Linked DNA regions of Homo sapiens: region 2 is linked to region 1. Evidence: read pairs that join two places in POLR2A ChIA-PET (ENCODE). Cell type or tissue: B cell. All regions are shown on one strand. Each heading gives the region's core, and the rest is flanking DNA. Links, peaks and the distances in the headings are about the cores only.

Evidence for each region. ChIA-PET counts read pairs that join two places held together with the same protein. Peaks named below come from ENCODE experiments on the same cell type or tissue, not always from the same donor. Only the 100,000 strongest peaks of a DNase experiment are listed, where the experiment ranks them.
Region 2: POLR2A ChIA-PET joins it to region 1 with 5 read pairs; 2 of 35 experiments call an interaction of 5 or more read pairs at or near these places.

Annotation. Positions count from the first base shown.
Region 1 is chr6:167,127,067-167,132,448 of GRCh38, forward strand. The region is part of intron 1 of CCR6 (C-C motif chemokine receptor 6); the gene reads left to right. LOC107986672 (a long non-coding RNA gene) reads right to left here and starts at 261. Exons shown (of 2, transcript XR_001744470.2): 1 at 83-261. RefSeq lists an enhancer at 2,198-2,387. In B cell, for the core only: no CTCF peak of the experiment used is centred there; DNase peaks (open chromatin) are centred at 915, 2,252, 3,135, 4,135 and 1 weaker place; H3K4me3 peaks cover 710 bases; H3K27ac peaks cover 5,000 bases.
Region 2 is chr6:167,017,999-167,023,380 of GRCh38, forward strand. CEP43 (centrosomal protein 43) reads left to right here. Exons shown (of 13, transcript NM_007045.4): 8 at 4,411-4,637. Among named protein-coding and RNA genes, the nearest start is that of CEP43, 21 kb to the left of the region's middle. In B cell, for the core only: no CTCF peak of the experiment used is centred there; a DNase peak (open chromatin) is centred at 2,443; H3K4me3 peaks cover 618 bases.

The DNA of each region.
Region 1 (5,382 bases), core at 159-5,158:
TGGTTTATATAATCATACATCTATAATTATATAGATTATATAGTCAGATTATATGATTTATATCATCATATAAATAAACTACCTTTTTTAAAGAGATGAGGTCTTGCTATGTTGCCCAGGCTGGAGTGCCGTGGCCATTCACAGACACGATAATCACACACTGCAGCTTGGAACTCCTGGCCTCAAAAATTTCCCAAAGTGTTTCCAAAGAACAGGAACTGAAAAGGTTCTGTGAGTGAGAAGGTTTGGGAAATAGTGAGTTATTCCAGCAGGGCTCTGAAGGGCCACTGATAAACAAGCTCTAATAGGAATAAACTAGGGAAGGATGTAGTTAGCATCTTATTAATGTCTTAATATACTAGCCACAGAGAAATCATTTCCCACCCCTGTCTGTCTCCCTCCCTTCTTTTTACCCAGAGCATCTCTTGGAACTCACTTTTAGATGCTGGATGCATGAATTCCCTAAGAAGAAACAGCTCCTAAATTGAAGTATGCATTAGAATAATACAGAGATTGTGTTAATGCAAGGATTTGAATCTTCAAAGCAGACATCCATAGGATCTATAGATCTTACCTAATGTCAAACTTTACTAATGATTCAATAACAAAAACACTAGGCAGAGAGATGCATCCCATGTTGGCTGGGCTGTTCTCAAACTCCTGGCCTCAAGTGATCCACCCACCTCAGCCTCCCAAGGTTCTGCGATTACAGGTGTGAGCCACTGTGCCCAGCTATTCTGTGCTTTTAGATAGGGGTTCCCAGGCTTCTTTCCACTAGTAAGTACTATTTGCATGTTTACAAGGAGATCTGGTCCTCGCCCAATCCAGTCATGGGCAGAGTTCAGTTCTTTGTGACTGTAGGACTGAGATCCTCATATTCACGTTGGCTGTCAGCAGAGGGCCTTTTTAGCTTCTCAGGGCAACCACATGGCTCGGCTTGTGGCCCCCTCTTCTGTCTGCAACTCCAGCAACAATACATTGAATCTCTCACCTTTGAATCTTTTCTTCTCCCGTCTCCAGGGAGAAGGACTCTTCACCTCTAGGGACTCGTGATTGCAGTGGGTCCAACTAGATAATCCAGCATGATCTCTGCTTACCTCCAGGCCCTTAGATCTTTGACTTCATTGCATATGCAAAATCCCTTTTGCTGTGTAAGGCAACACGTACACAGGTTCTGGTGCCTGTGTCAGGGCCTGGGCAGGGGGCCATGATTCCGCTAACCACAAGCGTGACATGGGGCCATGATTCTGCCGACAAGTGCTGTCCCCTGTGTCCGGTGCCTCCGCGCTCTATCTATTATTGGGTTGGAAAGCCTTAGTGACCACGGTGGAGAGTACCCAGAGGTGAGCAGAGCTGGCTGGCTTTCCAGCTGGCTGGATGTCTGCGCCCACATAGTACTGATTAACTAGCCTCTTGGTGAGATTACTAGCAAATAAAATTCTTAAGATTTTTGCTGCTGCTGCACTTTCATCTTATATCTGTGTAGTTGCTTATTTATTTTTGTATTTTTATTTTTTATTTTTGAGACGGAGTCTTGCTCTGTCACCCAGGCTGGAGTGCAGTGGCACAATCTCAGCTCTCTGCAAACTCTGTCTCCCAGGTTCAAGTGATTCTCTTGCTTCAGCCTCTTGAGTAGCTGGGATTACAGATGTGTGCCACCACACCCAGCTAATTTTTTTATATTTTTGGTAGAGACAAGGTTTCACCATGTTGGCCATGCTGGTCTCAAACTCCTGACCTCAAGTGATCCGCCTGCCTTGGCCTCCCAAAGTGCTGGGATTACAGGTGTGAGCCAATGCACGCGGCCTGCTTATTTAAAGCTATGTGGAGAAGCTTCTATTTTCCCTACTGAATTTTACAACATTAGATTTACCCATTGCTTGATTCTGTCCAGAATATTTGTACATTGATTCTGTCATCCAATATATTAATTATCTTTTTAGGCTTCTTGACATCTTCAGATCTAATGAACTTGCCTCCTCTCTTTTTGCCCCTCTCATCAATAGAAGCAATGGGCAGGACACAGCTGAAGGCCGAAATCAGTGCAGTGTCCATAGGGCCTTGTGCCAGCCTGCCAGCAAAGTGGTGTCACAGAGCCAATTGTCCAGACACCTAGCAAGCCACCTAATTGTACTTGCACCTGGATCATGGTTCCTCTTCTTGATTGCTTATAAGTTTCAGATTTTATCGTAAGTGTTCAATGTCTGTAACACCTCCCTGATCTGCAGTTTATTGACTGTTACCACCAAGGCTTGGAAATCAGTGTGACATGACTGAGTGTTACCAAACCCACGCTGACCCCCAAGGGCCCACCACTTCCGTTCCAGACGCTCCTGCACTTGCTTCATAATGCCCTCAACACCCTGCTGAGAACCAACAGCCAACATTTTACCTCATTCGGAGGCATTATCTTCTTTCTCTCTGCAAATGGGTTTTGAGCTTCCTTACACCAGCTCTATGCTCCTGGACTTCACAGGCACCATTCGCTGGAGTCAGGCAAATTCACTGCAACATTCCCTGAATATTTTTGAAATGCTTTTTTTAAAAAAGAGTAGAGAGGTGCCAAACAGGAATCAAGAAATTCTGCTTTCTCTTGTCTTCAGAACATGTGATAAAGCTCAGTCAATGAGATATGCCTTCCTGGTGAAGGAGATACTCAGGGGATGAGACATGATGAGTCTCTCATTTGGTGTCATGCCATAGTGTGCCCGCCCTACAGGGTACCCCGGGTCCTGTGAGAGGCTAACATTCAGGTGGGGGGTGACAATGAGTTACTGAGACAGCAACAATCGACACTTTACTTGAGGCAGCTGAATATTGGAAAAGAAGCCTCTTAACTGCAAAACCGAATTGAGTCAAATGACATTTCTAAAGTGTGTCATTAGATGACTTTTTCTTAGAGCCCCTGAAACTCCTCCTCCAAAGAACAGTGTGTCCTACAGAAGCTCTAGAAGTATTCCTCTGCCCACTTGTTTGGGAAATATCTAAATTCCAAAGACAAGAAAATTACACTTTAAGAATCAGTTGAGCTGAATGTATTTTACATGTGATTTAATGACATCAAAGTGAGATCTGGTGAGAATGGTGGTCATAGGGACCACGTGTGAGATAGGAAGTGCTGAACCTCAAAGAGACAGTGTGAGATGTGTTGCAGGTGGCTGCTTTGCAAGGGTAGGTTCACTGGTTCACCAAGAACTGGACACAGGGCTCAGCACATTTCCCTGCATCTCTCATCTGCCACTCGTAGATAACAGGGTGTCTTATTCTCAGTTCATTAAAGAAGGAACAGAAATATCTACTAAAAAACTTCTTAGTGTCTTCACATCAACATTTTCTTAATAGAAAATCTGCAGCCTGTTTCTCCAAGGAGCTGGTGACTGCTGCCTGAGATCTGAGATGATAGAGCAAGTTGTGAACAGGATTCTTTACACGTTGAGGTGATACCCACGCCAATCTGTCACCAAAACAGTTTCCTTAAAACAATTCACACAGTTTTTCCTGTGAAAACAGTGGCTTGGGGAAGGCCGAATCATTTTCAATGACTGTGGCTGGCATACAGGTGAACCTGACAACCACCGTTTTTATGGAGAATCCTGATTCTTAACCACAGTGACATTAAATTTGTCATTATCTAGAATTGTACATTGTTTATACCTAACACGTGCAAAACACCATCCTAAGAGACATGGAATTTATCAATTTTGGTTCATTGACTTATTCTGACATGAGAATAAATGAAAGGAAATTAAAGTAGTGTCTTATGAACAGGACGGAGTAGGCCAGCTTCTCATAGCTCTGCCGGGAACTTCCTGCCCTGTGGCCTGTGTATCTGGTTCCCTCTGGGCCTCCTTCTCTCAGGGACCCCACCCTCTGGGCCCCCCTCCCTCCGGGACTCCTCCCTCTGGGACCACCCTCCCTCTGGACCCCCTCCCTTTGGGACCCCTCCTTCTGGGACCCCCATCCCTCTGGACCCCTTCTCTCTGGGCCCCCTCCCAACTCCTTCTGCCGACAGGGATCCATCACACAGGCGCCCCAGTGCTGGCCTTCTGTTCACCAAGAGTTACTCACTTTCTGGGGTGCATCTCGTGATGACTGCTAGCATGGAACCGTTATATAATTACTTGTTTACCTGGCAGCCTTTTGAAGCTCAAGTACGCGTTGAGTCATCGCTGCACTTCAGTGCCTCTCCTCCGTAGACAGTTCATAAACATTTGTTGAACTGAGTTCAACTTAAATTCAGAAAATACTGTGTGTCACGGTGCAGTTAAACAAATGCTTACCTTAAATGGGGGCCCGTTGGGCATCGAGTGCACGGCGTGCCGGGCCGTCCCTCCCTTTTTGGCCCCCGCTGCTCTTCCCATCGTCATCAACTCAGCCTCCACGTGATGGGGAGGTCACTCCCTCCCATCCGGTCCCAGCCCCACTCACCTGGGAACCCGTGCCGCTGGCCCCACCTTGGCCTAGCATCCGTCCAACCCTGCAGCGACCGCTCCCCACAGCCCCTGCTCCCTTGTTCTCCAGAGCCGCGCCCCTGCTGCAGGCCTCCCCCTCGCTGTCCCCAAGCCCCTGCCTTCCACCCACACTGCCCACTCCTTCCCACCGTCCCCGCCTCTGTCCTTATGGAGTCCTCAAAAGCTCTTCTTGCCCCAGAACCTCCCATTACCCCTCAGTGCTCAGCGGCAGATCCTTGCTGTGACTGTTTATGGCACTAAGTGTCTGTTCCAACACATTTGCGCGGAAGAGTACGCAGGTACTTTTAAATTAACTTTATTGAGGCTAATTTATATGCAATAAATGTCACCGATTGAAGGGTACAATTCAACAGGTCTTGACAAGGGCACCCAGCCATGTGCCACCCCCACAATCAGGATAGAGGACATTTCTGCCACCACAAAAGCCCCTTGTGTCGCCCAACCCCAGCCAATCCCTTCTTCCCGTCCTGATGACAATCCCTGATTTCATTCCTGCCACTGTTATTTTGCCTTTTCTAGAAATGTTAGGGGTGGAATGGTGCAGTGCATGGTCTCTTCTGCCTGGATTTCTTACCGAGCGAAGGTTTTGAGTCACCCCCGTTGGAGCATGCATTAGTCGCCCGTTCCTTTTCATGGTTGAGTAGTATATGCTGTTGCATGGATACACTTCAACTCGGGTATCTGCTCACCAGTTCACAGACATTTGGGTCTTTTTCAGTTTGGGACGGTTAAGAATAAACCTGCTGGGAATGTTCCAGTGTTAATCCTCCCATGTCTCTTGGGTAGACATGTAGGAGTCGGTTGCAGGTTCCCATGGTGGATGCATGTTCAGCTGTGCAAGAAAGGACCCCACTGTCTCCTTGGAGTGGCTGTGTGATCTTGCAGTCCCACCAACAAAGTGTGAGAGCCC
Region 2 (5,382 bases), core at 247-5,246, 110 kb before region 1:
GGCTTAAAAATGTGAAATCAAGGTTCGCGGAGGGCTGTGGCTCCTGTTCTAGCTTCTGGTGGCTGCTAGACCCAGATGCTGTTTGGCTTGTAGATGGATTACTCCAGTCTTTGCCTCCATCTTCACATGGACTTCTCCCTGTGTTTCTCTGTGTCTCTTCCCCCCAGCAAGGATACCACTCATTAGGTTAGGACCCAGGCCCACCCTACTCTTTGAATGGACTCATCTTAACTAAATACATCTGCAGTGGACACTGTTTCCAAATAAGGTCACACTCTGAAGTACTGGGAGTTAGGGGTTTCAACATATTTCATTTGTGGGATACAGTTTGACCCATAACTTTTGTGCTTGTCCAGAGAATGAATTCTAAGGCATTGCCATGGTATGTGTGTGTGTGTGTATTTTTTTTTGAGACGGATTCTCGCTCTGTCACCAGGCTGGAGTGCAGTGGCGGCGATTACAGCTCACTGCAACCTCCAACTTCCTGGTTCAAGCGATTCTCCTGCCCCAGCCTCCTGAGTAGCTGGGATTACAGGCACGTGCCACCACACCCAGCTAATTTTTGTATTTTTAGTAGAGACGGGGTTCCACTATGTTGGCCAGGATGGTTTCGGATCTCCTGACCTCATGATCCGCCTGCCTCGGCCTCCCAAAGTGCTGGGATTACAGGTGTGAGCCACTGTGCCTGGCCTTATATTTTTTAAATCTTATTTGTTAGTTTTTAAACAATACTTAACCTTAGTTATTTAGCTTCATTTTGAATCTTCAACTTAGCCAAATCCAGGTGATACAAAACCCAAGTAACTGAAGTTTATGTACGTAACATAAGTTCGTCTTAACTCATGATAAGGGTTTTTAAAGCAGATTCCCGGGTATACATACGTATACAGATGGTCCCCAATGTTACAACAGTTTGATTTATGCTTTTTTGACTTTATGATGGTACAAAAGTGATATAGATTAAGTAGATAGCATACGTTGAGTTTTGATCTTTTCCCAGGACAGTAATCGGTGGTACGATTCTCTCTCGGGGCCAGGCAGTGACGTTGAGCCACGGCTTCCAGTCAGCCACATGGTCACGAGGCACTCTGATGCCAGGGGACTGAATAGCCAGCATTTTTTGGATATTGTGTTTTTGCACCTCATGTTTATGAAGTGCCCGTTTTCCACTTTGTGATATTTTCACTTGACGGTTGATGAGGTGAAGCGCTGTTGTGGGTTGAGCATCTGTGCACATGCATACACCTGCTGTGCACACGCATACACCTGCTGTGCACACACATACACCTGCTGTGCACACGCGTACACCTGCTGTGCACACGGGTACACCTGCTGTGTACATGGAGGAGCCACTGAAACTGCTCTCAGCGTTTTCAGTGCTTTGGTTTTAATCTGCAAAATGTGTTGATGACAAATCTTTCTCCTCTTCCTGTAGATTTTTTTAATAGTGAAGTTTATTTGGAATTAAGTTTAGTGAATTCATTAATAACCTAGTTGGTAATGGTCTTTTGGCAAAAATGAGCCATAGTTATAAAGTAGTAACATGTTACTGTGTGGTTTAGAACTAGATTTTGAGAGCAGTTCCAAAGCAGATTGTTTCAGAATTTATTTTTACTCCCTGGATTAAGAGAACTATATTTTTAAAATAATTCTGTTATGTTTACAAGTATGTGTTGTGTAATATAGTAATGCCCTTCTCCGTAAAACTTGTCTTCCTAAAACTGGTCTTTCTGTCTATAGCGGGAATATTGGTCAAACCTGTCAAATAATCATGGATACCTACTAGTTGCTCAGCTTTGATACTAGATAGTTCATTATGTGGATTTAAGTTACATTGGCAGTGTGAATTCTTGGGGAAATCAGAATAATTATTGTTTCTCATAATATTGCTTTACATTTACATTTTTCAGTTTCTGTCATGCCAGTTATTCTTTGGCACTTTCTCATGAGTGTTTAGAAGGAGAGAATCTGTCGTGGCCACAGGCTGTGTCATTGTACATATGTTTAAATATCACATCAGGGTATTTATTTCCAAATGCATATTCTTTTAAAAAGACATAAATCCATTATTAAAACAGTGTAAAAATCAGAAATTACAACTGCTGTGAATTACATAATATTTTTCTATATTTGATAATACCAGGAAAATGTCAAGAAAGTTGTTAGGAAATTTTTGAAAGTTTCCATCCCTTTGAAAATATGTTGTCTAAAATTATAACTTGCTATTTATTTTTTCAGACATCTCTTTATAATCATTAATTTATATTAATAACATGGAATGTGTAGCTCTCTAGAAGGCAATAAAATTTGCACAGCATATATCTTGCCTACTGTCAACTAGTCAAGACCTCTACCTGGTGTAAAGATGTAAACGTATATCATAAGACATGCATAATGCATTCTGTCTGTACCCATATGAAAAGTGAAACCATCCTTCAGGAGCGTCTTGTTCGGTAATGTCTAACCCAGACTTTGGTCACCATGCTTCAGTAGTTACTACTCTTTAATTCTTTCTCAGCCATCCATCCCTTCCTAGATATAATTTGATCTGAAAAATATGAATCTAGTTCAATTCTTGAGGAAACTCATGCCTAGGAAATTAATTTACTTAAGATTACACGGGCCATGTATGGTGGCTCACGGCTCACGCCTGTAATCCCAGCACTTTGGGAGGCCGAGGCGGGTGGATCACTTGAGGTCAGAAGTTCGAGACCAGCGTGGCCAACATGTTGAAACCCTGTTTCTACTAAAAATACAAAAATTAGCCAAGCGTGGTGGCACGCGCCTGAAATCCCAGCTACTCAGGAGGCTGAGGCAGGAGAATCGCTTGAATCTGGGAGGCGGAGGTTGCAGTTAGCCCAGATTGCCCCACTGCACTCCAGCCTGAGTGACAGAGCGAGACTCTGTCTCAAAAAAAAAAAAAAAAAAAAAAAAGATTATACGACTGGGTGTAGTTTGTGCTTGTAATCCCATAAACCCAGCTACTTGGGAGACTGAGGCAAGGAGGACTGCTTGAGCCCAGGAGTTTTAAGACCAGCCTGGATGACATAGTGAGAGCCTGTTTCTTAAAAAAGAAAAAAAAAAAAAAGAAAAAAAAATGGAGTTAATAATTTTGGACTACATTCCAGATTCCTTGTTTCAGTTGAGTGCTTTTTCTATTATTCCACGGGTATTTTACACAATACTGCTCTCTTTAGTATGCAAGGCTGAATTTTGGGAAATTGCCATTTTTAACCCATAAAGCCCACAAATTCATTATAATTTAGCTTAATAGCATAAATATTGAGTTAACCTCTGGAAGCAGGCTTTGACTTTGATATTGACCTGACCACTTAACTCTCTGGAGACTTTGACAAGTGACATCAATGTCTGTCTCTGTGTTTCCTGATTTATATCCACAGATAGAAAGCCATCTCCAGATCCTAGGGCCATTTTCAAGATTCAGTGAGATAAGGTGAAGCATTTGAATGTTCTCCATAAATGTCAGCTGCTTTTATTATTACTAGCATTATTTTTTGTTTTCATTATTATTATTAACATAGACCCGTCTAAGGGCAGAAAGAAATCTGACCAAGAATGGAGTGAAAGTCGGCTGTGAAGGTTAGGACTCCCTGAAAACAAAAAAGAAAAGTGGTAACATCACTCTGTATCCAAGGGCATGGATAAGGATGATTCAGAATTTTTTTATAACATTGATGTTAATATACATAGAGAAATACACACACACACACACGTATATATGTCCATGGACATCAAAATGAGGTATAGGTTAGGAAGTTACCCTGGAAGTTAGAATTGAGATAATTACTTTGATTAGCAAAGGTTTATGTTAGAAATATGAGTGGTTGAAGGCAGCGCCTTTCACCTTGATGCCTGTTGTGTTTAGCACTGGATAGAAAATTGCTATTTTTACTGATGACTACTTTAATGCTTGGTTCATTCATATGAAATAATCTTTCTTTTCTCCTTTAATAATAATGATCTCTCCTGATTTCAAGTTGAAAATGTATTAATTTAAGATAACTTATGAAGCAATGACATATGGAAGAGGAGATGGGAAATTGTTTCTCAATGGGAAAGTGTTTATAAATGGGATAGGTATACTAAAGGTATTTCCATTTAGGGAAAGAGGAAAGGAATGGTATTAATATATTTCTCTAATATTTTTCCCCCTTTGAAAGTTTGCCATGTTAGGAATCCTGGGGATGGAGTGATGAATTGTGGCATTGCTCTGCAGTTCACGCTGCTGAGAGCTGCCCCAACACACACACACACACACACACACACACACACACACAAAGGTTGCACACACACAGGTTTGATTATGCTCATGAGACTTCTTTTATTATTGAAAATATCTTAAAGTTTTATCTCACCAAGGAGGCCTTTTCTCTTTCCCTCTCTTTCTAGAAGGCCAATGATGAGGCCAATCAGAGTGATACAAGTGTCTCCTTGTCAGAACCCAAGAGCAAAAGCAGCCTTCACTTACTGTCCCATGAAACAAAAATTGGATCTTTTCTAAGCAACAGAACTTTAGATGGCAAAGACAAAGCTGGCCTTTGTCCAGATGAAGATGATATGGAAGGAGATTCTTTCTTTGATGATCCCATTCCTAAGCCAGAGAAAACTTACGGTTTGTGAGTAAATGGTTTTTGAGCTATGAGACTAGGGGTTTAAAAATAAGATAAATGTTTTCATTTTATAGTTAAAAAATAATGAACTATGGAAGGTTTATAATTATTGGATCCATAAATCTGACTATGCGTTGTTAATGCCTTTCATGTTGTAAAACAATCCCAGATTTTAGAAAAACCTAGACATGATTTATTCCAACAAGTAAGTGTAGATTGAGTGTCAGCCACTTGCCAGGGCTGTTCCAGGGTGGGGTGCAGCAATGATAGAAGAGGGAAGACTCCTGCCCTCAGGAAGCTCATGCTCTGGTGACAGAGTCAGGCAATGAGGGTTATGCTGCAGTGTGTGGGGTGATGAGAGCAGAGCAGTGATGGGAGCCCGAGTGTGTGGTCAGGGCAGGTGCATGTCAGCTGTCCAAATTGGAGGGGGCCTCACTTGGAGGTGCCCAGTGAGCAAAGAGCTAGAGGAGGTAAGGGAGTTGCCGTGGGTTGATGGAGCTTTGGGGAGAGGAAACAGACAGCAGGGAGGCGAGTTGGGGGTAGCAGAGAGAGCAAGATGGGGATCGGATGAGGTGGACTCAGAGATGAGGAGCTGGACGGCTTTTCTTTGAGACTGGAAGCCCTGAGGATCTTGATCTGGCGTACATTACAGAAGGATCCTGAGGTTGCTGGGGAAGGTTGGTCTTAGAGTTTCCAGTTAGGAGGCCGTTAATGATGGAAAAGGATTTGCCAGTAAGTGCTAGAGAAAAGT